2 separate regions of the Homo sapiens genome follow, and region 2 is linked to region 1. A link is an interaction called in ENCODE POLR2A ChIA-PET data of the cell type or tissue named here. Cell type or tissue: GM12878. All regions are shown on one strand. Links, peaks and the distances in the headings refer to the core of each region. The heading gives the core; the rest is flanking DNA.

Region 1 (16,629 bases), core at 4,985-12,984:
CTACTAACATATAATTCCTCCTCTCAAGAAATCTAGTTTCAATAATGGCAACGAATGGGGTAGATTCCTTCCTCTTCAGCTGTCTCCCAAGGTCTCACCAGTCAATACCCTAAACATATTCACCCTCTTAAATTTTCATTAGCCCTCCTGGGGTGGCTGGGCCCACAGTAGTAAAGCATATAAAGAGAGGGCAGAAAGAGGACGGCAAATAAAGAACCTATGACATTATGTGTTGTCATTGGAAGAGAGGCCGCATTAGGTGGCCCTCTTTTTTAATCAGCACTCAAGGAGTGTTGGGCCCAAGCCCACACTCCACATGTCTCCTTGACTGGCCACTGTTGGGGGTCTCTGTGGACAAAAGGAGGCATCAGAGCTGATGAAAGTCAGCTGAGGTCAGTGGTTCCCATAGTGTGTCCCTGAACCAGCAGCAGCATCACCAGGGAGCTGGCTACAAATGCAAATTCTCAAGCTCACCCCCCGATCTACTGGATCAGGAACCCTGAGGACAGGGCCAATCATCTGCCCATCCCCTCCAGGGATTCTGATGCACTCTAAAGGGTGGGAGCTACTGGCTTAGGTTTTCCTCAGATCTGCTTTAAGGAGGAACCCAGACACAATGCCCCTTCTCACAGCCTTCTTCCCACGATAGAGACCTCCAAGTCCAGGCTCATGCAAGAGCCAGGTAGGGTCACAACTAGAAATGGAATGCCAGAATGCCCACTGCAGAGGCAGATTTAACCTGGACTCAGTGTCTAGGGGGGAAAAACAGCAAAAACAAAAAGCTTTTGGTCCATCAGAAAAAATACTCATGATCACACTAAGTTGCAAAGATTATGAGCACAAAGCAAGGGCTTCTCTGTTATGCAGGTTATTTAAATAAACTGCTTAGTATTTTGGAATTATAGTTAATCCATCCTGAAGTTTATTTGTTCTTTTCAAAATTAATAGTCTCATTTATTATCCTTTAAATAAAAGATGCTATCAGTGAATAAGAATGTTGTACTCTTGAGAAAAGCCATATTAAGAAAATTGAATAGAGGGCTTATCACAGCAGACCTTCATGCAGTCAAGTGAGGAAGAGTTATAACTATATAACATTTACTTTCATTCTAAACATCTCCTGACCACCTTCATATTGCCAGAAATTGGCGCTTCATAGCTATGTCCAGAATTGTCTTAGCTTCTTGGGTTAGTCAGTTGACAAATCTCTGCTAAGTACCTACTACCTAAAGAAGACAAGGGGACATAGAGAAAAAAATGCCCTGACTTCAGTTCCCAGAGGCCTTAAACTTAGAAAATGAGAGTATTGATGAAACAATAATGTACACAAAGAAGCATAGCATTACACAAGAGAATGGTGCTAGAGTTTAAGTGAGGGAGGAGAACATTAATAAGGGCTGGTATCTGCAGAAAACATCCAGGGATGTGGGGAAATGTGAAGGAGTCTTGGAAGAACAGTAGCGTTTTGGTGCTTAGTAAGGTTTTCCCAGGAGAAAGAGGGCTTTCCTATGAGGAACCCACCTATAGGTTGGTGCAAAAGTAATTGCGGTTTTGCCATTACATATATATAGGGTGTATTGGCAATGAGGATTGATCAGGCAGGGGTATGGTCTACCACACCATGGAAATCAGAGCGCCACGCATCGGCATGGTACATGAGCTCATAGCTCTTGGAAAAGTGACTGCTTTGATTGGGGGCAAGTGGGAGGAAATACAGGAATTTTAATCTGGCAGTCATGAGCAAGACAGAGTTAAATACTGGGATTAGGACACACAGCTAGGACACTGATCAGAAGGCAAGAAGCCCTAAGCATGTGTGAAGCAGTAAATGAGTAATAGAAAAATGGACCTGCTTTAGTGTCATCAGTGGTGCTGAGAGCAGATAATCACTCATGAGCCAAGAGAGCAGGCTGATGATGGATTCCACCCAAAGAAAGCTCTCACACCACACTGCATGGGCCAGAGGGAGCGCACGTGGCTGCAGTCCAGGCGCAGAGTGTTGAGGTTGTTCCAGTGAATAAATAGCGGTGCTGGGCAGAGAGCTAGGTGAGCTGCTGCAGCAGCCAGATAGGGGCTGTGGTGTCTTGTCACTTTCATGTGCAAGGTTTTGGCTGGCAGAGTTTAAGAGCATGTTTTTGGGGATTTGCTGTGAATGGGAAACTTGTTCATCCTGAATATGATGAGACCATTTTATTTTGTGATCTGGAGCAGAGAGTAGACAAGACTCCTTTTTTTCTCCTGTGCAAAAACAATGTTGCTTGATGTTCATCTCCTAGTCATTCAGCCATATCTGTCAAACTACAAACCTTCTCTCTGCCCATGAAGTAAAACTCACTTATGCTTTGATAGAAGTCACTGGGAATTTAGCCTGGCTCCCAAACAGCATGAATGGAGACCCCATGAAAACAAGGAGTCTATAGTAAAAAAATAAAATGGGGTTTATGTGGAACTTAACCTTTATGGCACAGCCCACTACTTCAGTATAGTGATAAGTGTGGGTCAGTATAGAACTTCTAAGTAAGTGAAGATAATTTTTTTTCAAGACCCCAAAGTGATACCAAAAAAAAATGAACAAAAATACTTTGCTGTCAATGAATTTTATTTTTCAGGGAAATTGTTTATTTGGCTTGCACCACTGAGATAGTCTTCTCTATTCCTGTCGTGTGCATAAGTGGAGTTTATTTTAAGTTAGCAAGGCTGAGTCTTTTGTGAGATTCAGCTCTCATGGGAAGTACAAAGTGGTTATCTTGGCCACTGGGATAATAGCTAGAACATGGGATCCAGCATCAGAAGGTATATTTCACCTGAAAATCCTTGGGTTATAAATCACCCAAACAATACCAAAGTCATTCACAATAGCCCACCCACAAAAAGTGTGAAACCTGGACTTTAGAGCAGCTAATAGAAAGGATCACATTGTGGTTTCAGCAACACAAAAAACTGTTGTGGGATAGGAGAATTTAATTAAACCCCACCAGCCATTTTCAAATAAACCCACAATATTTTCATTGCATTAATAAGGTTTTCTTAAAATGATCAGTTACTCAACAATATCTGGATGTTTTTTGGTTACTCTCTACCAATATAAAGTAAATTGTCCTTTTATTACAAAATAGGTGTCAGGAGGCTGTTAGCACTAAAGACAGACCCTGGGTGTCCTGGTGAAAAATCATAACCTCATTTGACTACTTGAGCCCTTGCAATGTACAAGTATTGTTGCAGTTCATTTCTTTCTTCAGGTAAAGAATCTGGACTCAAGTTGCTTCTTCGTTTTTTTTTGTTTTGTTTTGTTTTGTTTTTAATTTCCAGAGGAACTATTGATATTGCTAAAATAAGGCAAGACTTATACATGGAGAGTGATAAATAGAGTGAGGAGCCCTGTGTGTCTGTCCTGGCTTCTTCCCATGTCATTTCAGACACCGGTAATCTGATTGAGTCATCTGTGCTTCATATTCCAACCACAAAACAGATCCAATCACTCTGTCCCCTTAAAGCACCCTAAGATTCCATAAGATGGCCAATTGCATTACATATTAGTCCATTCTCATGCTGCTAACAAAGACATACCTGAGACTGGGTGATTTATAAAGGAAAGAGGTTTAGTGGACTCACAGTTGCATATGGCTGGGGAGGCCTCACAATCATGGTGGAAGATGAAAGAAGAGCAAAGGCACATCTTACATGGTGACAGGCAAGAGAGCTTGTGCGGGGGAATGCCTCTTTATAAAACCATCAGATCTCATGAGACTTATTCACTACCATGAGACAGTAGGGAGAAACTACCCCCATGATTCAGTTATCTCCACCTGGCCCCACCCTTGACACATGGGGATTATTACAATTCAAGGTGGGATTTGGGTGGGGATACAGCCAAATCATATCATGAGAAAAGGCAAGAGGGGTCTCACTGAGTTGGCAAAGAAAGAGAAAACACTGAGTAGGAACACTGAAGCTCTTAGCCCCTGAGAACAAATCGCAGACAGCATGGAGAGGAAGGGACAATTGTTTCTAATAAAGAGAGAGGAAAAAAAATGGGCTTAAGATATGTGCAAGAGGGACTTGCTGAAAACAGAGGTTCTCACACCCTGGCATTGTTTTAAAAGGAAGGAAGGGTAATTTATATGCTGTCATGTCAGAGAAATCAAAACAATAAACTAGGTGGCTTCTTGAGTTAGATGTCCAGGTCATTGAATTTGAGATGTCAATTAAAAGTATATTTGAAAATGCCACCAAAATGCAAAGTCATGTTCTCAGGCTTGAGCTTTTATCTTCTCACCATGGGCACTGTCTGTGGGGTTTCTTCTGCAGCCACCCTGTAGGCCGGTGCCTTCCTGCACACTTCTTCTCTCTGCCAGATGCAAACTTCTTTGCCAACGAGGGTCAGACTACACATTATTGTATCCCCTATGTTTTCATGGAAGGGCCATTCAATATATGATATTTGAATAATATTTCTATAATCCTTAAAGTGTACTGAGAACTACCAGAAACTATTAAAACTATTGAAAATAGTTATCTTTGGAAAAATAATACAGAATCTATTATTCCATGTAGGCACATTGTAGCCATTTCTATGAATGCTGTGAGGACCCACTGTACAAGAAATAAAACACCAAAATACTGTTATGTAGGTCAGAGGGGAGATGTCACATGGGAAAGAGCTTTCTTCTTTTCTTAGTAACTTGTACTGGCAAAAACATCCATTCTAGATGTCACTCAGATGTGATATTTAAACGATGGAGGAGAAGGAATAAATTTGTGTTTCAGATGGGACAAGGGAAGTAACATTCACTTCTCTAAGCCATATAAAAATTGAAGCACAGTCCAGGTCACTGATTTCTGGTCTTCCTGTATTGACATTGTTCTTCTGGGTTGCCTTAAAGATCTTCAGAACCTAAGTCCTCATGCCCTTGGGCATAATCATATTTCCTTTCTAGGAGCCTGAGAGATTGGAGTTAACCTGGAGTCATGTGGTTCTATGGGATGAGCTTTGACAGACACTGAGCTCTATTAGATGAGTTATTTTACTTCTCTCTATATCAGGTTTTCTAGCTACAAAATTGGGATAATTAAAAAAAACAAATTAGTTAGCTGGTTTTCCTGTCCCCTGCTTCTAAGAGGATATGAAAAACTGTAATAAACAATTTAATGATTTTATAATTTTTAATGCCAAGCATATGTGTTACTTCAGAAGGCAGATATGCTACTTACACTACTCTTCTAGGACTTTAAAGGAGAAATAAATGAGTTTAAGACTAGAATAATGACCCAGTTACATCCCAGGGCACCCACATCATCAAAGACTGAACTGTGTCCAGCACAGCACACTTACCAACATAGAGAAGGGAGCTCACTTTTTAGAAAGATTTTTAACAACTGAATTTGAAATCCTAACTTGAACGTCTGTTTATTCCTGGTTGAGTCAATTATCCAAATAATTCAAATTAAACTGGAACACTCCAGTCCTGAAGCATTCTCAATCATCAAAGTTTTACGGTAAAGTCAAGGTCAATGCTCTTATGATTACAGATGAGTTTGAACATGTCTGTAGATACATGTGTGGGGGTGGAGGAGCTCTCTACCTTTATCCCTCTATTTCCATGTGGTTTCCATACACTGGCACTTTTCAGATTCACCCTGGGGAAATTTCACCGATAGAAATGCAGAGAAAGTGTATTTTGGGTATAGCCTAACTTGTGGAAACCAACCTACTCTTTCTCTAAGACAACACTCACCTTTAAAGTAACTTCCCAATTTGAGCTCTTCCACTGTTTTAACCTTTCTACAAAGCAAATAGTGTTTATTGCTAATTCAGAAAAGTAAACACATTTTAACATTGGTGAATTCTGTGCTCAAACAGCTTGACCAAAGACAATAAAATACTGTCAATTTATTTTACCTGAGCCTTTCTTATTTGTTTGTTGCACAAGTATGTTCACTGTAGAAAAATGTGAACATTCAGATAAGCTAAATTTTTGAACAAAGAAAGGCAGGAAGGAGAGAAGGAAGGGGGAGGCAGAAGTGGGGGAGAATATAGCACAGACTGTAAATAGGAGGGTTTACTATGTTTTATGTTTTATAACTAAAATTGGATCATATATTGTTGACTGATATTGTTATTTGATAATTCATCATCAACTTCTCTCCAAGTCAGGAATGAGGAGTGGTTTGCAGATTTCTTTGGGCTCATTGTCTTTTACTGTGGGTCTCACTCCCTGCTCTTCACGCACCTTGCTGATGGCCTCATGCTGTTTCTCTAACATGATGGATACTTGCTCCATATGTCCAGGCCTCCTAACTCACTCCTTCTGCTGCCTTGGATGTCCTTTCCCCAGATTTGCCTTTCTCCCATCAAATCCACCCAGAATTGCCCCTTCTCAGCAAGCGCCTTCATTCCCACCTCCTTTAAGTTTGTGCTGGCACCCATCCTTCACCTCTGCTGCCACCTCCTCCTTCCCGATTAAACTTCCTCCATAGTATGCGTTACCTTCTAACACGCCACGCAAATTGCATGTGGCTTTGTTTATTTTCTGTCTCCTGCAATAGAAGGCAAGCTCCTAGGGGTAGAGTTCTTTTGTTCGTTTTGTTCACTGATGTTTCCCTAGTTGATGTCCTGCACATAGTAGGTACTCGATATGGTCAACGAAACATAGACTATCATTGTGGTGGCTGCATTGTGAGTGATTCTAAAACATACTTCCTGTGGATTTATAGCATCCTATATTTTGGACATTTGGGTTGTTTTCCCTTTTTTTGTTGTTGTAAACAGTGCTGTATAAGCATCTCCCACACACTGTGTCTTTCTACACACTATATCAGAATGCCTTTTTAGTATAAAGCATTATACATATAATTGCTGGGTAAAAAGGGTAGGCACTTTTTTGAAAGCTTTTGTTACATTTCACTAAATTGCCCTTCAAAAAGGCTGTGCCTATTTACATTCTAACATTTCCTAGTGAAAGAACAATCTGTAATCCCTCATCCATTGACCACAGAAGCAATCTGATTTGACATGAAAACATTCAAAGAAGCTGGACAGGTCATTCTCAGCTGCCAGAACCTGTGCCCAACCTGAGCCTCCCAGCCACACGAACTGGGCGAGTTGTAAAGGAGGAATTAACATCAGACACCAAGCAAACACCTTTGCATAGTGGAACTCATATGCTACTAGCTTTCAGCAATAATGTCCCAGTCATTAAGCCAGTTGGTTCTCACAAGCGCCCAGGAAGGAAGGGAACTTACTGTTTTCCCATTTTGTAGGTAGGGAACTGGAAGCCAAGTTCACAAGGTTAGGTTGTACCAGGTAGCTAGGATTTGTGATCAGGGTCAGGAGACTCTGGCCCTGCATTTTGGACATCTGGCCTTGAACTCTTCCCACCTCTGGTCTTTTTCAGCATTCTCCCAGACACTACCAAGGTCCACTCTTCAATTAACATTCACTGGCTGTGAGGGTCCAAGGTGTGTTCTTTACAAGAGATTTTAAGAGTGTCAGCAAAAGTGTGGTAGTGTATTAGCTTCTTGAAATGCTGTTATAATTTTTAGACTTGAGGGTGAGACAAGAGAGCTGGAGAAAGAGAGAGAAAGAAGCAGAGTGAGGGGGAGTGAGAGAGAACGAGAAGAGGACAATCCAGCTAAGGACAGTTTCCTTAACAATCGCTTTTCTAGTCCAACTTGGCTGTATTTCAGGGCAAAACTGGTTTTTCCCTCTGGGCTCACAAACTATTATTAGTTTCACATGTGCAAGAATATCATTAAAGCGATGTCATGATTTCTACCGAGATTATACACAAAAGACAAAAATCTCTTCCTCTCACTGTTCTTCCACCTTTACCCAGGAGAAACTCAAAATCACATTTCTCAACAGACGGAGCCGTCTCTCCCTTTCTTAGCTGTTTTGCCCCCTGAAAACTTGAGAAAAGTATACTTATTAAAGGGTTGAAAGCCTTTACTTCTTAACAGAAGGAGGGAAATATTTGCATTTTTACTATGTAAGTTCTTTTTAACCTTTCTTATTTTAAAACATTGGATAATATTTTCTTGTTAAAGCAGGATATTTAAAACTTTTTTCTGTATTCAAAGCTTCAACAAAGAAATATAGCAAAGAGAGGGTCATCATCATAAACAACTGTAAATTACACCTAAACTAATGAAAAAGGAAATGTTTTTCCCTGGCTATGCCTCCCTTTTAAAAAGTACAATTTCACAAATATTATAACAATTCAGTTCTTCTAATACCTCTGTATCCAGTGCTTTGATATTACCTGCAGATGGAAATACTGAGGCTGAAAGGGAAGATGTCTTATTGCCCAGGATGCATAACATCTGTGGAGCCTGGTCTGCAACTCCACCCACCACCTACAGCCTTTCTAGGGCAATAATAGAACAGTAACACATTACTGACTTTTTCTTTTTCTTTTTTTCTTTTTTTTTTTTTTCTTTTGAGATGGAGTCTTTGCTCTGTCAGCCAGGCTGGAGTCCAGTAGCGTGATCTTGGCTCACTGCAACCTTCGCCTCCTGGGTTCTAGCTATTCTTCTGCCTCAGCCTCCCAGATAGCTAGGACTATAGGCATGTGCCACCATGCCTGGCTAATTTTGTATTTTTAGTAGAGATGGGATGTCACCATGTTAGCCAGGCTGGTCTCGATCTCCTGACCTCGTGATCTAGCCACCTTGGCCTCCCAATACTGGCATTTTTGAAATTTAAAAGAAATGAAATCCAATGGGAACAATCCTTGACAGACACTCTGCAGTGGCCTACCTGGAATAGAACTTTCCATGACCGGTAAGGGCACTAGAGCCCATTTCATGGCCACTCAAATGTACAAATCAGATTCCACAGATGCCAGGCTAGCGTCAGCAACCAAAGCTGCTCAGACACACCATGTGTGGTGGCCCCCATCACGCTCTGCCTTCCCCTTCCCACACGGATACTTCATCGAGCCTCCCAGATGGTTTTAAAGGGCGGTCAACATGGAGAACCCACAGTAGTGAGCACACACAGCCCAATGTCCAAGGTTCACTTGAATAACAGTCATTTAATAGGAATCTTCCCTTCTTCTTTCTCATGATCTCCAACTCAGGAGTGATTTCCCATCTCACTTAATTTTTACTCCCGTAGCAAATAGGGGTTGGATCCCACTGGGTCTTAAGTGCTGTGGCAACTTTGGGAAAACAGATGCAAAAGACTTTTTATACTAACAGGTGGTACAGAATACAATGGCTGTGATGATAAGCCTGTCCCTGAGATGGACACATGCGATTGTCCAGTCTGCACGGACCCCTGGTTGAGCCAGGACTTCAAAGGCAGAGACTTCCCTGATGGATGCAGGAAATCCGAGGTAGCCCTGGGGACAGAGGCTTAGAAAAGTGAGGGACTAGAGGGCAGTGTGACAATGGAGTACAATCCCAGGGAGAGAGTGTGAAGAAAGGTCTGCTTTGGGGAAATGGGGACAGGCCACAGGGCACGGAGAGCACCAGGATCAGGACCATAGGTGGCCTCTCAGAGCCAGTCAGCAGCTAAAGCAAGATTTTAGACAAGGCAGTGGAACAGACAACTTTGCTTCTAGAAAGAAAGTGTTGTGTGGTGGGTCATTTCTCCCAGCATGGGAAGCTTTGGGCTGAGGCTCCCTCTGCTCATTGCCATTGCTGTACCTGGATGGATTTGGCTGTCATCGGGGGTCACTGTGCACACACCTTCCAGCCAGGACTGAACAACACTGTTCTGTCTCCCTGCTGGGCTGCACCTTGGGTGGGGCTCCCACACTAAGCAAGGGGAGGAGTCCACGCACCAATGGGGGTTCTGTAAGGTAATAGGAGAGGGGACTTCTTTTTAGAGCTGCCTTCTTAGAAGCCAAAGTGGCCTTGTAGAATGGAGAGAACCCAGTTATACCCAAAAACTGTCAGCCCAGCATTGAGATGCTGTTTAAATACCTTAGCAAGAGCAGCCACAGTGTTTGTTCCTACAGGCAAAGCTCAGCCTCCCACACGAACCAGCTACCAGCTGCCCTCCTGGCTCTGGCAGGAGCCCCGGCTTCTGGCCCTCCCCAGCAGTGCCACAGCTCCTGGATGAATTCCCAGCAGCCTGGCTGTGGGCACTCATTTCTTCTTTTCCTTTTTGAAGCTCAGGTGCCTTTTCTGAAGCAAACCGTGAGCTCCAGGCACTGTCAGCTTGCCTCTGTTTTTGGTGGAGGTGTGTCTGTCAGCCTGGGGTCCTCCGCTGCCTCTGGGGCCCGGGTGTCTTCTCTGTCAAAGGCTGTCAGCTTGTCTCTTCCTCTGACAGACACTGGCTCCTGCCAGAGAAACCCTGAGTGTTCCTACAAGGCTTCCATGAGTTTGTTCATCCCCAAGCCCACGTGCCACCCTTGAGTCTCCCCCAGGAATCGGGGGTGACAGCTCTGCCCTCCTAGTGGTAACACAGTCCCAAGGTTCACCTGGAGACCCAAGAAAAGTGGCCTCTGCACCTTCACGGCCCACAAGAAAATGCATGTTCCGTGCCCGTAATGTTCCAGGCACCACTAGCAAAGACACAGCCGAACCCCATGCCAGGCAGGTGAGAAGCAGTCAGCCCCACATCAGCCTGGTCATCTCAGGTGGAAACAGGTGTGTGCACGATGACCAGACAGGTGGCTTCTGGCACCCTACGAAGGGCTTCAGAAGCCTCAGCAGTTAGCATGGGTGATACAGTTTAGGTCTCTGTCCCTGCCCAGATCTCATGTTGAGTTGTAATCCTAATAATGGAGTTGGGGCCTGGAAGGAGGTGATAGGATTATGGAGACGAATTTCTCATAAGTTGTTTAACACCATCCATGCACTATCCTCGCCATAGTGAGTGAGTTCTTACGAGATCGGGTTGTTTAAAGGTGTGTGGCACCTCCCCCTCTGTCTCTTCCTCCTGCTCTTGTCATGTGACGTGCCTGCTTCTCACCTCTTCCTTCCGACATGATTGTAAGTTTCCTGAGGCCTCCCCAGAGGCCGCAAATGCCAGCATCATTCTTCCTGTGCAGCCTGCAGAACCGTGAGCCCCTTAAAACTCTTTTCTTTATAAAGTACCCAGTCTCAGGCATTTCTTTATAGCAGTCCAAGAACGGCGTAATACAATGAGCCTGCAGGCATTTATCAGACTTGTGAGAAAGTTTCTGATTTTAGGGGTGAGATTTCACCCTGGGAATACCTGAGAAACTGCAACATTTTACAATAAGGCTTTGCCTCAGATTTCCAACTTTTAAAAATGGGGAATGGGGCACCACTGTCAGGGCAGGAGAGGGAGGGAGATGGCTCTGAAGCCCTTTGTCTTCATCACACAGCCTCCCTGATTGGGGTACCTTCATTCCAATGTTCCTCTTTACTGAAGTAATCAGGACAATGTACTTCACCCTGAGGGCAGGTTAATGGGAAAGTCTGCCTCTTTCACCAGGTGGGAGGGACAGAGGAGGAAAGGGCTGTGCATCTTTTATTTCAGGTGCTTCCAAAGAATGACCTCTATGGGGTCAGTGAAGGTAGCTAGAAATGGGGATGGGTCAAGGAGAGAAATGTTGGATCATGGAGAGGAGGATTTACTAAAGCAAGGATGTCATCTTCAGCCAGAAACAAAGCTGGTTCTATTCAAAAGTCTGGTCATACTTCTCCCACTAGGAGCAGACACCTCCAAAGGTGCTACTAATGGGGTCATATTGAAGCTAGCTGCACCCCACTCAGCCCTGGCTGTTTCTAAGCCCTTCACATTTCTAGGCAGCTAAAGTTGGCAAGATAAGGCATGATCATTAAGGTCTTTAAGGACAAAGCCGTGTTGCCTCCTGAATCCTTAAGAAAAGCCCTTCTCCTGCTCATCTCTAAATCCCAGGGCTATTATTTGGGTTTTAGAAAGAAGCTGAACTGCTATAGCTTGGAAGTTCTGTGTATTTCTCTCCCCTGCTTAGCATATGTCATTTTAGTTAGAAAATGGAAAATATGGAGCTGGGCACAATGACTTGCATCTGTAATGTCAGCTACTCAGGAGGCTGAAGCCAGAGGATCATTTGAACCTAGGAGTTTGAGACCAATCTGGGCAACATAGCAAGATCCCATCTCTGAAGAAGAGGAAAATAGAAAATATGACACTGTGAACATAATTTTAAAATAAAGTGGACATCTCTAGATTCTTTAAAAAAAAACTGGTGAGACTGTAATTATCACTCTCACATTAACAAAAGAAATTTGAAGAAAATGCTTGTATCATTGGTGCTTTTTTTCCCTAAAACTGCCTCACCTAGAGGGGACCTAAAAGCAGCGTCAAAAGTAGTAAAGCCACATTTTCTAGGCAGGTAAGTTAATGCTGCATGAGGGAGCTGAGTGGTACAATGTTGATTTTTTTTTTCTTTTTTTTGAGATGGAATCTCACTGTCGCCCAGGCTGGAGTGCAGTGGCACGAACTCAGCTCATTGCAACCTCCGCCTCCCGGGTTCAAGCAGTTCTCTGCCTCAGCCTCCCAAGTAGCTGGGATTACAGGCACCCACCACCATACCCAGCTAATTTTTTTGTATTTTTAGTAGAGACAGGGTTTCACTATCTTGGCCAGGCTGGTCTTGAACTCCTCACCTTGTGATTCACCTGCCTCGGCCTCCCAAAGTGCTGGGATTACAGGCGTGAGCCACCACACCCAGCCAAGTGTTGATTTTTATGCTGTAAGTTAGTGTTTCTCAAACCTCAATGTGCACAGCAGTTATCTGGGGCTCTTGTTAAAATGCAGATCCTGGTTCAGTAGATCGGGGGTGGGGCCTGGGATTCTGCATTTTCCAGCAAGCTCCCTGGTGATTGTGATGTTGCAAGGCTGTACCTAACTTCCACATATCTGCTAAGTGACTTGTGTTCCTTTGTATGAGTTTAGACAGATATCAAAGAAGGATAAATAAGCTTCTAGAACTAAGCTTGCTAGACCATCCCCTGATATGTTTGTTTTGTTGAATGGTTAAGCAAGAATTATAAGGCTTCCTGAAGTTATAAGTGATGGAGGGTGACAGGGTTTTGATTATACCATAATTTAACAGATCATGTTAAGATTGCAGAAGGCAGGATGTTGAATAGAATCAGTGAAAAGAAAGAGAAAGGAAGAGGCCAGAATTGAGCAGGGTTCGTTTGTGTCTATTTTTGACATTGCTCTGGGTTATCTGTCTATAGCATCTCTCTGCCAAAGTGAATCATGGCAACTTGAAAGTGGTTATTTATTGAAGTATTTTAGAAGTCAATTCTACCTTTCTCAATCTTTTTAAAATAAATATTTTCAAATGGAAGGATCAAAGAAATGTCAGCTGCTTCCGTAGAATATAATCCAGAACCCAAGGTAGTATTTGTTGGACAGAAATGTCAAAAAGCATCAACTCCAAATAAGGAAAGGCAGAGGAAAAAAAAAAAAAAAGGCTTCTCCAGCCGTAGGTGAGAGAGGGCACAGGCTGCCATTTATACACACAGTGCTGGAGCCGAGTGCTGTTGCAAGAAGGTATGGACCAAAGAAGTCAACATTTCCCTAGAAAATAGGGGGAACAGGCTGGGCACGGTGGCTCACACCTGTAATCCCAGCACTTTGGGAGGCCAAGGCAGGTGGATCACAAGGTCAGGAGTTCAAGACCAGCCTGGCCAAGATAGTGAAACCCCATCTGTACTAAAAATACAAAAATTAGCTGGGCACGGTGGCAGGTGCCTGTAATCCCAGCTACTTGGGAGGCTGAGGCAGGAGAATTGCTTGGACACAGGTGGCAGAGATTGCAGTGATCCGCGATCACACCACTGTACTCCAGCCTGGGAGATGGCGTGAGACTCCATCTCCAAAAAAAGAAAAAAATAGGGGAACATTCAAAAGGGTACCCAGGAATGTAACATAAGACTATGAAAGAAACCGGCCGGGTGCGGTGGCTCAAGGCTGTAATCCCAGCACTTTGGGAGGCCAAGGCAGGCGGATCACAAGGTTAGGAGATCGAGACCATCCTGGCTAACATGGTGAAACCCCGTCTCTACTAAAAATACAAAAAAAATTAGCTGGCCTGGGTGGCGGGCGCCTGTAGTCCCAGCTACTCGGGAGGCTGAGGCAGGAGAACAGTGTGAACCCGGGAGGTGGAGCTTGCACTGAGCCGAGATCACACCACTGCATTCCAGCCTGGGTGACAGAGCAAGACTCCATCTCAAAAAAAAAAAAAAAACTATGAAAGAAGCCATATGGGGACAAAGAATGCTAAAACTGGGACTTCTCACTCTCCTGTATAGTGATTTCTTCTTAAAAACTCCTCAGTGAAAAGATTTTACCTCATTGCCAGGGTCAACAGTGGACAACCTGGGGTTGCCATAGACATCCTAAGCCCTATGCCCATTCTGCACCCCTTTTCCCAACTTGCCTCCCCATCTTTGCCCAACCTTAAGTCTCTACCATTGCCTTCACCCTGTTGCCTCACTTATACTAAAGTGCAAATGACCCAGCAGGGACCTAAGTGAGCAGCCTGTCTTCTCAATACATTTTGCCCAAAGGTATCCCAAATTTCCCAACCCAGTCAGAGCCACCAGATTTTTTTACAGCTGTATTTTCTAAACTAATAAACAAGAAATATAGCCAGATACTAACAGTCATTAAACCTGGAGGTCAGAGCATAGAAATTCCATATAATTTCCTGAATGCTTGAAATATTTTGTAATAACTATTAAAAACTGAGGTAGGTGACTTTACGATCAGCCAGGACCACATCAGTGCTGTTCCTGCAGAAGAAATGGCTGTGCCCAGGGCTCCCTCTCACTCTTACTGCTGTATTGGGATGCCCCATTTGACCTGAAATGATTCAACGCCCTGTCTGCACATTTGCATCTCCTGAAGAGCTCCTCACTCTAAAACCCTAGACTGATTAAATCAGAATTACAATGGGGAACAGTCTCTGCACTGGTATGTTTCAAAAGCTCCCACATGGTTGTAGCAGGCAGCCAGGGTTGAGAACCATTGATTTAAAGAAGAATCACAAGAATGCTTTAAAAAGATACCTGCAAATTCTTCAGTGTTTAAGCTCCCAACATGAAAATCTTTGTCTTCTTATTGCCAAGAATCATCTGAGAGTCATGTGATGCGTGTCTCCACCCCCACCATCCCACACCCCTTCCCCATCCCACACTTGAGACCATCAACCCACACCCAGCCCAGCACCACCACAACTGCCGCCAGCATCAGCACCAATGTCCTTGCTACCTCCAACAGGAACAGCAGCTGCAAGAAGAAAGAGTGAAATGCAGAGCTGAGGCCCTTATCTCAAATGATCGACTTTGGCACTTGGATATTCAAGCCTTTAAAATTTATATATGAGGGGGTCACTGAGAGGGCTTGGTATCTGGTAGTTCAAACACTTGCAACCTGGGCCCCCTAGGTTCAGCTGGGTCTAAGAAAGCCTGGAAATGTTCTCACCCAAACAGCCTACAAGTACTCAATTCATAAATCCCCTGTTACACAAATTAAAATACATATTAAGGGATTTTTTTAACTTTGTAGATTTTAGGGACACATTTCTAAGCAGTGCTTAATCATCCATGGTTTTCTAGCTAGTCGGAACCATTCATAGATATGAGGCAAAATTTTGATCTCTATATAAAATTATTCTCACTACACCTAAAATGACATCGTGTACAGTGCAGAGTGTACATGCCTGTGTCCGTGCATGTGTGCCTGTGTGTTTGTCTATGCGTGTCTGTGTTCGTATCTGTCTCTGTGTCTATGTGTGCATGTTTATGTGTGTCTGTACCTGTCTCTGTGTGTGTGTCTTTGCCTGTGTGTGTCTGTGTGTGGTTCCCCTAACCTGCCTTTGCAAAACCTGCTCACCTTTCATCCATCCAGCACACAGCTGAGAGGCCCACCTGTGAAAGTATCCTATGAAAGCAAGGAGGAAAGCCCGTCCCCTATGCCTTCCCTGCTTCCCAGTCCTTCTGTCACTCACCTTTCTGAGATAGGTAGGTGAGCATCGTACAGTTAGATTCAGGAGATCAGAGTAAACCCTCAGGATCCCTTGTGTTTAACTTTAGGGAGAAATTTCCAGAATTTATAACCTGACTTTCAATGCGCAATATTTTACAGGAAAGATTTTTATTAAGGTTGCCCCCATGTGCCATCTTGCCAGATTCGATTCTGTAAAGGTTTTTGGAAACCCACAGTAGGCTACAGCTTCACTGGGGCTTGTTTTGTTTGTTGGCTGCTTGCTTGGATGCGGGGGAGGCGGGCAGAGTCAGAGGCAGTGTTCTCCTGAATTGTACCGATGTGATGCACTCCCCATGTCTGTGGGACTTGCAGGGGAAAACCTTTTGACACACAGAGCCGCCATGTTTTATTCCTTTGTACATGATTTACAATTGCATGGTTCTTTTCAACTCTCAGAAATCAGAAATCTCAGCATGTGTTTCACACATAGAAGGTTTGTGTCAAACCTTGAGTGGGTTTGCTGTACAGACATGCAGCTGAAGGCAGGTCAGCCTTCTTGCAGGAGTGTCTTCCAGGGCAACAGGAGGCCACGAAAGCAGAAGTCTTTTATGTCGTAGGTTAAAATAGGTCTTAAGCTCTTTTACTTAGAAATGTGAATTGACTGTAAAACTCTTTTGAGAAGTTGATGTGATTTGGCTGTGTTCCCACCCAAATCTCAC
Region 2 (16,629 bases), core at 4,398-12,397, 690 kb after region 1:
AAAAACAAAGAAATGTATTATAAAATAATACAGATTTCAGTACATAGACACTCAGGCACAGCTAAACTGGAAGATATCAAGCCGTGATACTGACATATTCAGTGCATGGCCTCGGGTAGAATCACCATGAATGTGAGAGCTACAAATGCAGAGGCTTCAGTGCATGTTGTGCAGGGGACTCACACTGCGGACGCGGAGGGGGCGGGGGCTATTGGATAATACTACCTTCCAAAATTATGAACAACCCTTAGTAACGTTCAGAAAAAAACAACAAAAGGGCAATCAAACCTCAAACCTCAATGTGCACAGTTACAGCATTCCTGAGAAATTCACGTACAGTAAAGCTCACAAGATACTTGGTGTTTATACATAAAATGAAGTGAGGTCTGGACCCACCATGTCCAGCACAGTTGCCATGGGCCACATGTGCCAGCCACATGTGGCTACTGAGCACTTGCAATGTGGCTGCTCTGGATGTTGTAGACCTGGGATGAGAAAAAAAAAAGATGTAATATACCTCATTAATAATTTTACATTAGGCCAGGCGTGGTGGCTCACGCCTGTAATCCCAGCACTTTGGGAGGCCAAGGCAGATGGATCACCTGAGGTCAGGAGTTCAAGACCAGCCTGGTCAACATGGTGAAATCCCGTCTCTACTAAAAATACAAAAAAAAAAAAAAATTAGCCAGGCATGGTAGCGGGCACCCGTAATCCCAGCTACTCTGGAGGCCGAGGCAGGATGATTGTTTGAACCTGGGAGGCAGAGTTTGCAATGAGCCGAGATCACGCCACTGCACTGCAGCCTGGGCAACAAGAGCAAAACTCCAACTCAGATAATAATAATAATAATGACAATAATTTTATATTGATTTTATTTTTAAACATTTTAGATATACTAGATTAAACAAAATATAATTCTATATTCTATTTCTAAAATTCTATTTCCTCATTTTTACTTTTTATTTTTACTTATTTTTTATTTTTTTAGAGAGGGAGTCTCGCTATGTTGCCCAGGCTGAAATGCAGCGCCTATTCACAGGTGCAGTCCCACTACTGATTAGCATGGGAGTTTTGACCTGCTCCATTTCTGATCTGGGCCGGTTCACACCTCCTTAGGCAACCTGGTAGTCCCCCACTCCCAGGAGGTCACCATATTGATGCTGAACTTACTGTGGACACTCAATCAGCACAGCACACTACAGCCCAGAACTCCCAGGCTAACGGGATCCTCCTGCCTCGGCCTCCCAAGTAGGTGAGACTACAGGTGACTGCCATCGCACTCAGCTCATTTTTACTTTTCAAATTCAGCTCTTAGAAATCTTAAAATTATGGGCCGGGCACAGTGGCTCATGCCGGTAATCCCAACACTTTGGGAGGCCAAGGCAGGTGAATCACTTGAGGCCAGGAGGGCAACATGGTGAAACCCTGTCTCTACTAAAAATATAAAAAATTAGCCAGGCGTGGTGGTGGGCTCCTGTTATCCCAGCTACTCGGGAGGCTGAGGCAGGAGAATTGCTTGAACCTGGGAGGCGGAGGTTGCAATGAGCTGAGATTGTGCCACTGCACTCCAGCCTTGGCGACAGAACAAGACTCCATCTCAAAAAAAAAAAAAAAAAAAAAATTATAGATGCAGTTCACATCACTGGGCAGCAGCACGGATGTAGGTGGAGGTCAGTGGGACTTTGGAAAGTCTTACCGAGCACAGAATCAGACTTCGCTCTCTGGGACTGTCTGGCACATTGCACAACATCTGGTCTCGAACTCCCAACCTCAAGCAATCTGCCCTGCTTGGCTTCCCAAAATACTCGGATTACAGGCATGAGCCACCACGCTCGGCTCAGAATTCATATTTTAAGTACACATGAACATTTGCCACGATAGATTATACTGTGGACTATAAAACAACTCAAAGTCTTAATAATTGTAAAAGGATTTGAATTATACAAAGTATATGCTCTGACTCTTGGAATTAAATTAGAAATTAGTAACAGAAAAATATCTGAAAACTCTCCAAATACTTGGAAACTAAATAGCATACTTTTAAATAACTCATGGGTTAAAGAGAAGATCAAAATTAGGAAATATTTTGAACTTAACCAAAATGAAAACCCAACATTACAGGCCCACATGGGTTTAGTGATGACTTTTAACAAAATTTATGGAAGAAATAATACCAATTCCACACAAACTCTTTCAGAAAATCACAGAGAAAAGAATACCAAACCAGGTGTGGTGGCTCACGCCTGCAATCCCAGCAGTTTGGGAGTCTGAGGCAGGAGGATCACTTGAGCCCAGGAGTTTGAGACCAGCCTAGGCAACATAGAGAAACTTTGTGTACACACACAAAAAAAAAAAAAAAAAAAAATTAGCCCCAACTACTCAGGAGGCTGAAGTGGGAGGATCGCTTGAGCCTGAGAAGTTGAGGCTTCAGTGAGCTGGGATTGCACCACTGCACTCCAGCCTGGGCGACAGAGTGAGACCCTGTCTTTTTTTTTTTTTTTTTTTGAGACAGAGTCTCACTCTGTCACCCAGGCTGGAGTGCAGTGGCGCAATCTTGGCTCACTGCAACCTCCGCCCTCCAAGTTCAAGAGATTCTCCTGCCGCAGCCTCCCAAGTAGTTGGGATTAAAGATGCCTGCCACCACGCCTGGCTAATTTTTTTGTATTTTTCGTAGAGATGGGGTTTCACCATCTTGGCCAGGCTGGTCTTGAACTCCTGACCTCGTGATCCACTCACCTCGGCTTCCCAAAGTGCTGAGATTAGAGGAGTGAGCCACTGCACCCGGCCCGAGACCCTGTTGGAAAGGGAAGGGAAGGGAGGGGAGGGGAGGGGAGGGGAGGGGAGGGGAGGGAAGGGAAGGGAAGGGAAACGGAGAGAGGGAGGGAGGAAGGAAGGATGTCTGGGTTCATTATATGAAGCCAAATCACCTTGTTATCAAAGTCAAAGAAAGACAATATAAGAAAATATAGATTAATATTCTTCATGGACATGGATGCAAAAAACTTTTAAAAATTAGAAATTGGAAACAACTATTTCTAATTAGTTGGGACCACAGGCATGCGCCACCATGCCCAGCTAATTTTCTATTTTTAGTAGAGACAGGGTTTCACCATGTTAGTCAGGCTGATCTCAAACTCCCAACCTCAGGTGATCCGCCCACCTAGGCCTCCCAAAGTGCTGGGATTACAGGCGTGAGCCACCGCGCCCGGCCCACATGCCCAGCTAATTTTTGTAATTTTTGTAGAGATGGGGTTTCACCATGTTAGCCAGGCTAGTCTCGAACTCCTGGCCTCAAGTGATTCACTCGCTTCAGCCTCCCAAAGTGCTGGGATTACAGGCATGAGCCACCACGCCCAACCAGGAAAATGCAAATTAAAACCACAAAGATATCACCTTATACCTGTTACAATGGCTATTATCTTTTTGATAGTGAAAGAGGCCGGGCATACTCTCATGTTCACTGAATCATTATTCACAATAGCTGAGATATGAAATCAACCTGGGTGACCATCAACAGATGGATGGATAAAGAAAATATGATACATCTATAGACACCATGGAATACTATTCAGCTTTTAAAAAGAAGGAAATTCTGGCTGGGCACAGTGGCTCATGCCTGCAATCCCAGCACTTTGGGATGCTGAGGTGGGTGGATCATGGGGTCAGGAGTTCAAGACCAGCCTGGCCAAGATGGTGAAACCCTGTCTCTACTAAAAATACAAAAAATTAGCCTGACGTGGTGGTGGGCACCTGTAATCCCAGCTACTCAGGAGGCTGAAGCAGAGAATTGCTTGAAGCCGGGAAGCAGAGGTTGCAGTGAGCTGAGATCACGCCACTGCACTCCAGCCTGGGCAACAGAGCGAGACTCTGTCTCAAAAAAAAAAAAAAAAAAAAAAGGGCCCTTCCTTCCCTTCCTTCCCTTTCTTTCCTTCCTTCCCTCCTTCCTTTCTTTCCTTCTTTCCTTCTTTCTTTCTTTCCCTTTCTTTCTTTCTTTTTTATTTAAGGCTGTCTCTTATGGAAAAAAAAATAAGGAAATTCTGTCATTTATGACAACATGGATGAACCTAGAGGGCATTATGTTAAGCCAGTCGGGCTGGGCATGGTGGCTCACACCTGTAATCCCAGCACTCTGGGAGACCAAGGTGGGTGGATCACTTGAGGTCAGGAGTTTGAGACCAACCCCATCTCTACCAAAAATACAAAAATTAGCCGTGTGTGGTGGCGCACGCCTGTAGTCCCAGCTATTTGGGAGGCAGAGGTTGCAGTGAGCTGAGATCATGCCACTGCACTCCAGCCTGGGAGACAGAGCAAGATTCTGTCTCATTTAAAAAAAAAAAAAAAAAAAAAAAAAAAAAAAGTAAGCCAGTCACAGAAAGACAAATACCACATGATTTTACTTGCATATGGAATCTAAAAAAGTCAAACTCATAGAAGTAGAGAATAGGATGGTGTCTACCAGAGGCTGGGGAGTAGGGACAGGAGAGAGAATGGAAATACGTTGTCAAAGGGTAAAAAGTTTCAGTTAGGCAGAAGGAATAAGTGTTCAAGATCTATTTGCACAGCAGGGTGACTACAGTTAATAATGCATTGTATATTCAAAATAGCTAAAAGAGTAAATTTCAGATGTATCACCACAAAAAAATAAGTGAGTTGGTGGATATATTTGTTAGCTTGATTTAACTATTCCACATTGTATACACATATCAAAACATCACAATGTATCCCATAAATATATACACTTATGATTTGTCAATTTAAAATAATATTCACTTCAAAAATTAGAACATTGGATTCAACAATAATATAAAAAGGATGGCCAAGTGGGGTTTATCCCAAGAAAGTAAAGTTGGCTTAACATTTAAAAATAATTTATCATATTAACAGATTAAACAAGGAAAACTTAAAATTTGATACATATAATCATCCAAATTGCAGAAAAAATTTGACAAATCTGTTATTGACTTCTGATTTAAAAAAAACTTTCAGCAAATTAGAACTATAAAAGAACTTCCTCAACCTGCTAAAGGGCATCTACAAAAAATCTACAATCAACATTATACTTAGTAGTAAAATACTGAATGCTTTCAGTCTAAGATGAAGAATGAAGTAAAATTGCCCACTCTCATCTCTTCTATTCAACATTTGGACTTAATTGCATTGTATGTAGTTCAGTAAGATAAGAAATAAAAGGCATCCAGATTGGGAAGAAAGAATTTAAACTATCTTTATTCTCAGATGACATGATTATTTATGTAGAAAATTCTACAGAATCCATAAAAAGAAGCTACTAGAACCAATAAGTGGCTTTAGCAAGGTTGCAGGATATAAAATAAATATACAAAAACCAATTGCTTTTTTATATCCTAGCAATGAACAATCAGAAATTAAAATTAAAGTAAACATTGTTAACAGCATCAAAAATAGAAAATACTTAGGGATGAATTTCACAAAAGATGTGCAAGATTGAAAGATGTGTACACCAGAAACTACAAAATATTCCTGAAAGAAATTAAAGAATACCTGAATAAATGGAGAGATATTCCATATTCACAGAGTGGAAGATTCAATCATGTAAAGGTGTCAAGTCTCCCTATATTGATCTATAGATGCTTAGATCAAAATCCAAGCAGACTTTTTGGTAAAAATTGATGTTAATTGTAAAATTAATATGGCAATAAATAGAATAGTCAACAGCAAAATTGGAAAAGAACAAAATTAGAGGACTTACGCTACATGATTTCAAGGCTCCAAGTTGAAATAACCAGTTAACTATATGCAAAAAGAAAGTGAACCTCAATCCTCATGATATAGCACATACAAAAATCAACTAGAAAATGATCAGAGACCTAAATGTAAGAACACTAAAAAACTTTGAGAAGAATAATCTTATTGACTTTGGGTGGTTTGGCAGATTTGTTTCCTCCTTCTTCTTTCCTTCTCTCCTCCTCCTCCCCCTCCCCACCCTTTCCCTTCCTCCCCCTCCCCCTCCCTCTCCCTCTCCCTCTCCCTCTTCTCCTTCTCCTTCTTCTTCTGAAAAAAGAGATGGGGAGGGGGGGATCTTGCTGTGTTGCCTAGGCTGGTCTCAAACTCCTATACTCAAGTAATCCACCCACTTTGGCCTCCCAAAGTACTGGATTACAGGCACAAGCCACCATGCCCAGCCTTGCTGATTTTTTTTAAATAAAAAAAAAACTAAGTATAAAAATAATAAGAAAAAAATAATAAATTGGACTTCATCAAAATTGAAGACTTTTCCTCAAAATTTCAAAAGACCGTTAAAAAATACTGTTAAGAAAATGAAAATGCAAGCCACAGACTTGAAGAAAAATTACAAAACACATCCGACAAATGACTTGTGTCTAGAATATATAAAGTCCTAAAAAGAAGCAACCGTCCATAAGACACATTCACTCGTGTGCCATGTCAGTTTACCATTGCCTTGGCAACACCCGGACATTACTTCCCCTTCCCATGGCAAGGACTCAACAACCCAGAAGTTACCACCCTTTTCCTAGAAACTCCTGCATAATCTGCCCTTTAATTTACATATAATTAAAAGTGGCTATAAATAGGACTGCAGCACTGCCTCTGAGCTGTTACTCTGGACGCACTGCCTATGGGGTAGCCCTGCTCTGCAGGGAGCAGCACCTGTGCTGCCGCTATGCATGGCCGCTTCAATAAAAATTGCTGTCTTAACACCACCAGCTTGCCCTTGAATTCTTTCCAGGGTGAAGCCAAGAACCCTCCCGGGCTAAGCCCCGATTTTGGGTCTCACCTGCCCTGCATCAGCCTCATGAGCAAACGTGAAGGGGAAAGCCACTGCAGCCGTGGTGTGAGGGTGAGCAGTAGTAAACAGGGGTTCCAAGGCTTTTGCCACCTGCATGCCTAAGAAGGTTTGGTTTTGGCATGGGAACCTGAGCTGAACCTTGGGGGACAAGTGGGTTTTGTATTAAGAGGAAGAAGCAGAATGGCTAGAGGAGAGAGTTGGCTTAGCAAGTGCAAATCCTGACATTTTCCAGTTACATGACCTTGGGGAAATCACTTAACCTTTTAGGTTTATTTCCTTGTCTGTAAAATGCAGGCAAGAGTAATCTCTTCTTCATAGGGTACTTGGGGAAATTAAATGCTGCAATGTTTGTGGACAGGTAACACAGTACCTGAAATGACCATTAGTAAATATCATGTTGGGAGATGGTGAAGAGCAGGGCTGGAGTGAGGGGCTTAAGGAAGGTCACATGGAGGTGGGAATTCAGATTCAGAGGCCACCACAGCCAGCTTGTGGGGTGTGGCTCTTGTTCTGGAGCCTGGGTTGAGTTTTTTTGTGTTTACTGAGCAGCTAGTATGTGCAAGGCACATTCATTTAACCCCAGCGCTCCAAGAGACTAACTTCTGAGGCCCCTGCTGCAGGGAGCAGGGCTGTGGCAGGGGTAGATGGGAGCTTGGGAAGGGGTTGAGGGGGCTGGCCCAGGCTTCAGTGAAACCAGGTGTGAGGAGGTAAAGTGAGAATGAGGCTGATGGCTTGGGGTGGGTAGCAGTGAGGGCAGGTGCTTGGGCCAGGACTGGGATCCATGGGTGCTCCCATGGGCCTGCAGGGTAGACCCACTGGCAGGACTGACTAGGTCAATTTTAAGCCACAGGAGAAAGCCGGTGGGGGTGTTGGAGGAAGCAAGGGCTCCGTAAGGCCCTGACGGATAGAGTAACACAGGTGACATCACATCAGAAATGCCCCCTACCTGGCCCCAGACCAAGTCCCCAGAGTCTAAGGCCACGTGCAAAACTAGTATTTCATGAGGTTGACCAACAAGCTGCACCGCCTGCCGCATGAATCCCTGAGCTGCCAGGCTCAGGCCACTGCCCCCCAGCCCCCACCCCCATCCACCCCCTGGGAATCCCCACTTCTGTACAATCCTCCAGGCAAAGAGCGGCTCTGGCCTCCTCGGGCTCTGGAAACACCCTAGCGGGCATCGCTCCACTGGCTTCTCTGCCTGACTGCCCGCCCCTGCCCCTACCTCCTCCCCCGTCCCTCAGGCTGCACTCAGATGACGCCGTTCCTGGCTTCTGTCTAAACCTGGGTCAAGTTTAGACAAAGAGACTCCCTCATCCCCTTCCCAGCTTCGTTTTCCTCGGGATCACCTGTGACCTCCCATGTATTGTGTGATTGTAGATGACATCCGTCTCCCCTCCTGCAGTACTGAGGCCTTCCATCATCTCTTCTGTCCCCTTTGTATGGAAGCACCTAGAACAGGGCAGCACATGAGACCAGATGAATGAATGGATGAGCCAGTGAACAGGTGAATGTGTGGAGTTCAGTGGCCCGTCCAGATGACCAGGGCCGCATGGCTCACCCCAGAGATAAAGCCAGATGCACTGGAGCCCCCGGGTAGAAGCGAAGGTGGAGAGGAGCCAGCTGAGGACACCAGACCCCTCCCCTAGGAGAGGTCCCCAGTGGGGGAGGGAGGAGGGGAAGGAGGGGGAGCTGGACAGTCTTCTGAAGGAAGGGGTGAGGCACTGTGCCTCAGCTTTCAAAGGTCTGGCAGTTTCGAGGTGGTGGCAGTTTGGAAACTGGAAGCAAAAGCGATGTGGCCTCCAGTGAGTCCCCAGTCAAAGCCGGAGTCCTGCTGGCGCTGGGGCGGCAGCCAGCGGCGGGAGGCACAGTGTGATCTGTTCAATGGCTTCCTCTTTTCAGAGGCTGCTGGCTCACCCCGCGGGAATGAGGTGGCACTTCAGGACATGAGGCTTGGAGCTGGTGGCAGATTTCTTGGAACTGGCGGTGGGGAGATCTAAATTAAGAGCTTTCTATCACACCAAATAAATAGAAACTGAAATAGAGGACTGAAGGAATTAGGCAGAATGCCTTTATACACAACTTCTGAAAAATACCTAGAATGGTATTTATGCACTGAAGTCCCAAGGTATTTGCTGAAAACAATGACAGGTCTGTTTGACACAAAGGCACATGTTACAGAGAGCAAGCTTGTCTCTTTGAAAGTGCCTGCCACAGGAGCCCTGTAACCATACCAGCTGCTCGTTGTGGAGGCTGTCCTGGCAAGGCCAAGGGACCGGCCCCAGTCCTTCCTCTGGGAGGTAAGATGAGTCACCTCTGGCATGGAGGTGTCCTCCTGGTGGCTTCTTTTTGGGCACTCCTGAAACAGACCTGCTTTGCATTCACATGCACCCTCTCAGGCAGGGCCTGGCCAGAGGCAGGAAGGGGACTTCCTTGGTGTTTCGTAGCACAGGACCTGTTGTGGCAGGGACAGAGGTTCTGCTGGGAGTGGCCCCCAAGGAACCACTAAGAGGCTAATGCAATGACAGACTCGGCCTGTCTCTGGGCCAGAGACGCTGCAGAGAGCAGTGTCTCCTTTCCAGGATGGCAGAGAACCAGGCAAGGCCAGGCGGTGGCAAGGGAAGTGAGGACCCTAGCCAAAGAGCAATGGGAAGGAGCTCTCTCAGCAGAAATCATCCCAGCAGGGTTTGCTGAGTGCCTGAATCACCATTTCAAATGTGAAATGAGAAAGGTATCAAGCACCACCAGACCAGCACCACCAGACCAGCAGAACTCCAGGCTTTACCAGCTTTTCCAGGGAAGCAAAACAGCATTTGCCAATGACTGTGGTGTTAGTACTCCAACGATGGTTGATTTCAAGCTACCAGTGTCACCCCACTAAACACAGAGTTGGGAAGAGTTGCATTATACGGTATTTCCACCATACAGATACTATAGACCTCAATAATCCCAACATAATAAGTTGAGGTAATCAGGAGTACATTGGTTTTTGATATAAGTGTATACATGATTCAATTTTTTTTTTTGTTTTTTGAGACAGGGTCTCACTCTGTCCCCCAGGCTGGAGTGCAGTGGTGTGATTACAGCTCACTGTAGCCTCTCACACCCCAGACCTTCACCCATGCCCCAGAGAACAGCAAAACAGGTCCTTGCTAAGTACATGGTCCTACCTGCTAGAACCAGGAAACTTCAAGACAACTTAAAATACCCTGTGTATTGGTCCGTTCTCACGCTGCTATAAAGAACTACCTGAGACCGGCTAATTTATGAAGAAAAGAGGTTTAATTGACTCACAGATCCACAGGCTTAACAGGAAGCATGGCTGGGAGACTCAGGAAAATGTACAATCATGGAGGAAGGTGAAGGGGAAGCAAGCATGACTTACATGGGGGCAGGAGAGAGAGAGCCAAAGGGGAATGCCACACACTTCTAAACTATCAGATCTCATGAGGACTCACTATCATGAGATCAGCAAGGGGGAAATCCGCCCCCATGATCCAATCACCTCCCACCAGGCCCTTCCTCCTATTCGACGTGAGATTTGGGCAGGGACACGAATCCAAACCCTATCACCCTGCCAGCAATGTTCTAATTTATATTTCCTTGGTGATTGATTTTGAACAAATGTGGCTATCAAAATGCCTACAAACCATCTGGATACTTGCGAAGTGCCTATTCAAATCTCTTGCCTATTTCTAATATATTGTTATCTTTTTCTTACTGATTTGTAGTTATTTGTACATTCTGGAGGAGTCTTGTTGGAAGTGTGGATTACCAGCGTCTTCCACTTCATGGTTTGCCTTTTCACTCTCTCAACAGCAACTTAAGAGTTCTTAGTGCAGACCAAAATCCAGTTTATCAACATTTTATTCTTGGAGCTAGTGATTCCTTAAAATCTTTGCCTATTCCAGGGGCAGGAAGATTGTCTGTTTTCTTGTAGAAGCTGCATTATTTTGCTTTCCATATTGAGGACTGTGATCCATTGGGAATTGACATTTGTATATGCTGTGAGAGGTCAAGCTTCATTTATTTTCATATGGAGATCTTGTTTTTGTTTTTGTTTTGAGACAGGGTAACTCTGTCACCCAGGCTGGAGTGCAGTGGTGCAGTCTCGGCTCACTGCAACTTCTGCCTCTCAGGCTCAAGTGATCCTCCCACTTCAGCCTCCCAAGTAGCTGGGACCACAGGCATGTGCCACCGTGCCTAGCTAATTTTTGCATTTTTTGCAGATGGGGTTTCACTATGTTGTCCAGGCTTGTCTCAAACTCCTGAGCTCAAACAATCTGCCCACCTCAGCATCCCAAAGTGCTGGGATTTCAGATGTGAGCCACCAGGCCCTGGCCCCCAAATTATTCTTCTTAACATAGTTAAAAGTCTCTTTTTGCCATGATGGTTTATCAATCCGACTTGATTAATGGATGACTCATTAGGATTTTCTAGTTTACTATTGTTTAGTTTCTGCATTCTTGCTAATATTTATCTTTTTTCACCTTTAAAGGGAGAATAGGAAGAGACAGTATAAAGTGGAGGCAATGGGCTGGGCACAGTGCCTCATGCCTATAAATCCCTGCACTTTGGGAGGCCAAGGCAGGTGGATCACCTGAGGTCAGGAGTTCCAGACCAGCCTGGTCAACGTGATAAAACCGTGTCTCTACTAAAAATATAAAAATTAGCCAGGTGTACTGGTGTGCATTTGTAATCCCAGCTACTCAGGAGGCTGAGGCAGAAGAATCGCTTGAACCTAGGAGGTGGAGGTTTCAGTGAGTGGAGATCATGCCACTGCACTCCAGCCTGGGCGACAGAGCTAGACTCCGTCTCAAAAAAAAAAAAAAAGTAGAGGCGATGATGGAACAAATGGTAACAGTTCTCACCCTAAGCCAGGGAGTCTGGACTACACACCTCCACTACAATGAGCCTTGCCTGGCCACACCGATGCTCCAGGGCATATCCCTAGTGAGCCCACCACAGGGCCCTGATCCTCAACCCAAACTGGATAGGAAAGGTTGACTCAAAGCTGCTCAGTCCGATAATTTGGGAAAGCCAAAAGGTGAAATGATCCATTGCTATAGAATCACAATATTCCTGAAGTCAATTCAGGGAGATCTCAGGAACAAAGCTGTTATTTTCCAAAACGACTTTGAGGTGATCTGATTTCTTCTTGCTCTTTTCACCACTGGATCGTGTTCCAATCCAGGCCACACTGAGGAAGTGGACTTCCTAACTAACGGCGGCTTTCCTACTGTACTATCCTACTCTTTCTTGTGCAATTTCCAGGCCCTTAATCTTAGTGACAGTTAGTTGTTAGCTCCGGTTATCACGAGTTTGTGTGCAGGCACTGTGCTGAGCACTTCACCAGGAATTTACTCATCTGTATACCCTCCCAGCTTCTCCTTCTGATACCTTCTTTCTTTCTGAGGTCATACTGCAGATGCTTTTTGGTCCTCATTCTGACCAACCATCCTATCACTTTACGGCCTCTGCTTTTTCAGCCTCCTGAGTAAGTACCTCAGGCTGACAGAAGGAACTTCCATCTTTGCTATTGTGTCTTCTACTGTTTCCTTTAATTCCCTTCTCCAGTCATCTGACTAAAAAACTACTCTAAAATAGTTTTACTGCTTCAGTTTGTGGTGTGTTGAGCACTTTGACCACCTGCTGCGACTGCACACACACACACACACACACATCCTTTATCCGTGGGAGATATGTTCCAAGACCTCCAGTGGATGCCTGAAACCACAGAAAATTCCAATCCCCACATATGCAATGTTTTCTCCTATACATATGTATCTATGATGAAGTTTAATTTATAAATTAGGCACAGTAAGAAATGAACAACTAGAACTAGTAATAAAATAGAACAATTACACTGTAGTAAAGATTATGTGAGTGTGGTCTCTCCCCCTTAAAATATCTTATTGTACTGCACTGTACTTGCCTATTTTCAGACCACGGCTGACCGTGGGTAACAAACTGTGGAAATCAAAATCACGAATAAGTGGGGGCACTTCTGTAGTCTTTGAGATTACCTTAAAACCGTAGTAACATTTTGCATTGCTGGGGCACCACTTCAATTTTATACCAGGCTATCCATTATTCATAACATAGATTAAGCAGTTCAGCAGGGAAAACTAATCTAAAATCTTTTTTTTTTTTTTTTTTTTTTGAGACGGAGTCTCGCTCTGTCACCCAGGCTGGAGTGCAGTGGTGCGATCTCGGCTCACTGCAAGCTCCGCCTCCCGGATTCACGCCATTCTCCTGCCTCAGCTTCCCAAGTAGCTGGGACTACAGGCACACACCACGATGCCCGGCTAGTTTTTTGTATTTAGTAGAGACGGGGTTTCACTGTGTTAGCCAGGATGATCTCAATCTCCTGACCTCGTGATCCGCCCACCTCGGCCTCCCAAAGTGCTGGGATTACAGGCGTTAGCCACCGCGGCCGGCCTAAATTCTTAAGGAATAGTCATTGCTTTAAATTAAATTAAATGCCATCAGACTAAAAATACGTACTGATAATACTTTGAATACACTTGAAAAAACAGAAGACAGATTTTGAAAATGAGCTTTCTTCAAATGAGCTTTCACTCTGTGAGTGCTCAGCATACCCAGAAGCCCCTCTATAGAGGAAACCCCATCGACAGCCTCAGTGGCCCATAAATCCACAAATGCCTCAAAAAATATACCAAGGAATGCAATTTATCTTCAACATCCTTATATGTATTCACATGAAAAATCTCTTAATTTAGCCTTAAGAAGTAAACTCTATCATCTCTGTGTGAACTCCTATAGTCGATCTTACGCAGGCACAAAGGAAAATTCTGACCCAGGCCCTAAAACGCCCTGAGATCCCTGGTCAGACTCCTCAGACACAGCATGGCGTGGCTGTTCTTTCCTGACGAAAGCACTCTTAAAATGTTAGCATGACATACATGTCCTAAGTTTTCCAGAAGAATGCATTTTTAAACTTCTCTAAGAAAGAATGGACAAGAGTGACAGTGAACTTCTCATTTTAGAATGTTCTTTATTCTGACAGTTGTTGGACAAATATAAGGCATGTTCACAAGTATCTGAAGTTATGTACAAAACACACTCATTCAACGGATGTTCCTCTTCTCCTTTTGTACTTGCTGCTGCAAACTGATCCTCATGCACGTTAACACCCATAGCGCTCAATTCTTATGGATATGCAGACAGTGTTTTGGGGACCACCGTGGAGAATCTGTTTCAAACTAAGGCGTGAGCTTCTAAGAACTAAGTCACTAAGACATCAGAACTCACAGTGAACAAAGGCAGAGGAAGGTGACCAAATCAGCTCATAAACTCATGACTCTAAGTTTCCAGTGGAACAAAGAACACATTGAAAAACATTTTTTGATCCTTCATGTTGGAGAGAAATGGAATGTGACCAGAATTCATGGTTCTATATTTACCACTGTCTAAAAGTCACAAAACAATATCTAATTTTTTCATGGTTTCTAATGCAGTTACAGTTTTGTTCTTAGGTCACAGTACAAGACTGCATGCATACTTTACACAAATATCAAACACAGAACGATTGTAACACAGATACCTCAGGGTTGTCTAAAGACACAGCTTCTCTTTTTGTGGTGGGGTGGGGAAGGAGAATGGTGGTGGCCATTTCCACACACAGCCTGTTGTGTGCTCAGCACGGCTGGATGCGGATCCCAAGCACTCGCTGACTGACTCACAGAAGAGGACAGAAGCTGCTAAGGAAGGCAGCGGAGTTCAAAGAGCAGGCTCCAACCGGGGGCTGGGATGACGGACACACAGCCTCGATTCCAGGGGGAAAAAGTCTTAGTCGATACTAATTAAAAAGTGTTAATGATTTTTGAAAATCAGATTACATCTATAAAAGATGAAAAGCAAACACTTAAAACAATCTAACGGGGGAACATAAAATAATAAAAAATCAAATGCAGATGGGATTTCACAAAGAGGAGATTTGAATCTTTTGGTCTAAATCAGCCAATATTTTAACATTAACTATAAATTATTAAAATATAGTTTGCTTATGCCCATCCTTAAAATGCAGAATCTTTGAGGAAAAATATAGGCATATCAGGAATACAGACTCTTGTAAAAAATTTAAAAAGTCAGTATCATCTCTCTTGTGGAGCTACCAGAACAGGTTTTTCAAACAGAAAAGGGGAACAAACGTGGGGAACAAACGTGGGGCGCTTGGCTATGTTAAGAATTCTTATCACTAGAATACTGCTTCGAGACGTTCATAGTACTTTCCAAAAGAAGCCACCCACCTCAAAGAGCCCTGCGCAGCCCCAGTGACCCATGAGTGTGGTAGCCGTCATTTTATTAGCCACTGTTGGCAATCATCAAAGTATTCACTCAGAGTGGGGAAATTACTTAATATCAGCGATATTAACGATTTCCATGTATTTAGCTTTGTGACACACAATGCACAAGGGTCTTCAAATGTTTGTTTTTTACACCAGTGGTAGAAAATTGTCATTCTTCGGATTCAACACACTGGTGGATGACACTTTAGTGAAGTGTGACTACCTAGAAGAGCAGGAAGGCAGCTCCTGATTCTGACTGGGCCAGCCTCTTCCAGAAGGTGACTCTTCTGTCAGGAGATCACGACCCTGGCAGGCCGGGCAAGCGCTCTGCCCTTTAAGCCACTGCTTAAAGCACTGAAAAGGAGAAAACAAAATCAGAAGATGCCTTCAGGACCATGAGGAAGCTTAGCTCCCCTGTGCTGCTGGGCTCCTTGGCAGGCGTGGCTCACTTGCCCTTGGTCTCTTGGGCCTGGAGCTGCCCAATACTCAGGGACACCAACACCCGCTCAGGCCAGAGTGTGGACAAAGCCCCAGCCGCAAACGATCCCACCTCAGGGTCAGATCCTGAGCGCTCTGGGCCTCCAACCTGGCCTCAGGGGGTGGTCTTGCCCTGATCCCCGGTTCCAGGCTCGGCTCTTCCACTTCAGCTGCGCCAAATTCCAGAGCCTGGCATTCTCGGCCCTATGACCCAATCACTCATTCTTAGCCCATCCCTTGGCCTGGCCTTGGCCCTTGGCTCTGGAACAGCCCTCCAGCCTGCACGCCACACTCCTGCTGCTGCTGCCCACACTGCAGAGGCTGTGGACAGTCAGCTAGCCCAAATATAAGACCCTGTACCCAAGGAGGCACACCACACCAGAGACTTGGCAAGTGGTCTCAATTCCTTTCAGTGAGCATGCTGTATTTATCCCGTTCCAAGGGATTAGCAAATCCCCATGGCAGAGACCTGATCTGTTCTAACCCAGCAGCAGGGGTGCACACAAATGCTCACGGTACCTAGAACACCATGATAGTTCACACACAGATCCCAGAACGGTACGAGCAGGACTGTCCCTGGGTCAGGCAGAAGGGACTCAGCTAGGTTTAGTTTTTCTCCTCTAAAATGTTAAACTGACTTCATATACTACACTAAGTCAAAAAAATGGTTTCACTGTTTCTCCATTTAGTCAAGTGTGTAAGAAATCACCTTTCAAGGAACTAATACTGCTTTGAATCTCAGCACTAACGAGTGGCTGGAGCTGCTGTTCCCCTCTCCCCACAAGGGATGGAAAGGACGGTCTCCAGAGCTGCCCTTCCTGCAGAGCTGGTGTGAGGACAGGGAGGCACTGAACACTGACACGGGAGGTTTGCAAAGAAAATAGTTTGAAAGCACAATAAATACTGATGACTAGAAAACAATTCCTTTCTTATTTTGAAAATATTTGAAGGTCCCAATGCATGCTGTAAGGATGGCCAAAAAGAGCTCTTACCCCTTTGTGATACTTGTGCCCACATTTGAGCACACGCACGTTTTTTGATTTGAACACCTCGTGG

The links. Peaks named below come from ENCODE experiments on the same cell type or tissue, not always from the same donor. Only the 100,000 strongest peaks of a DNase experiment are listed, where the experiment ranks them.
Region 2: POLR2A ChIA-PET joins it to region 1 with 10 read pairs; 2 of 35 experiments call an interaction of 5 or more read pairs at or near these places.

Annotation. Positions count from the first base shown.
Region 1 is chr21:37,890,394-37,907,022 of GRCh38, reverse strand. All of the region lies in intron 1 of KCNJ6 (potassium inwardly rectifying channel subfamily J member 6), which reads left to right. Among named protein-coding and RNA genes, the nearest start is that of KCNJ6, 18 kb to the left of the region's middle. In GM12878, for the core only: no CTCF peak of the experiment used is centred there; no DNase peak of the experiment used is centred there.
Region 2 is chr21:37,200,261-37,216,889 of GRCh38, reverse strand. DSCR9 (Down syndrome critical region 9) reads right to left here and starts at 8,387. Exons shown (of 3, transcript NR_026719.2): 1 at 8,346-8,387; 2 at 8,134-8,236. TTC3 (tetratricopeptide repeat domain 3) reads right to left here. Exons shown (of 46, transcript NM_001330683.2): 45 at 16,566-16,629; 46 at 13,783-15,450. The coding sequence ends at 15,316. It also overlaps the pseudogene RN7SL678P. RefSeq lists enhancers at 8,399-8,588, 8,887-9,723. In GM12878, for the core only: no CTCF peak of the experiment used is centred there; DNase peaks (open chromatin) are centred at 7,728, 8,019, 8,559 and 9,149; H3K4me3 peaks cover 1,721 bases; H3K27ac peaks cover 3,426 bases.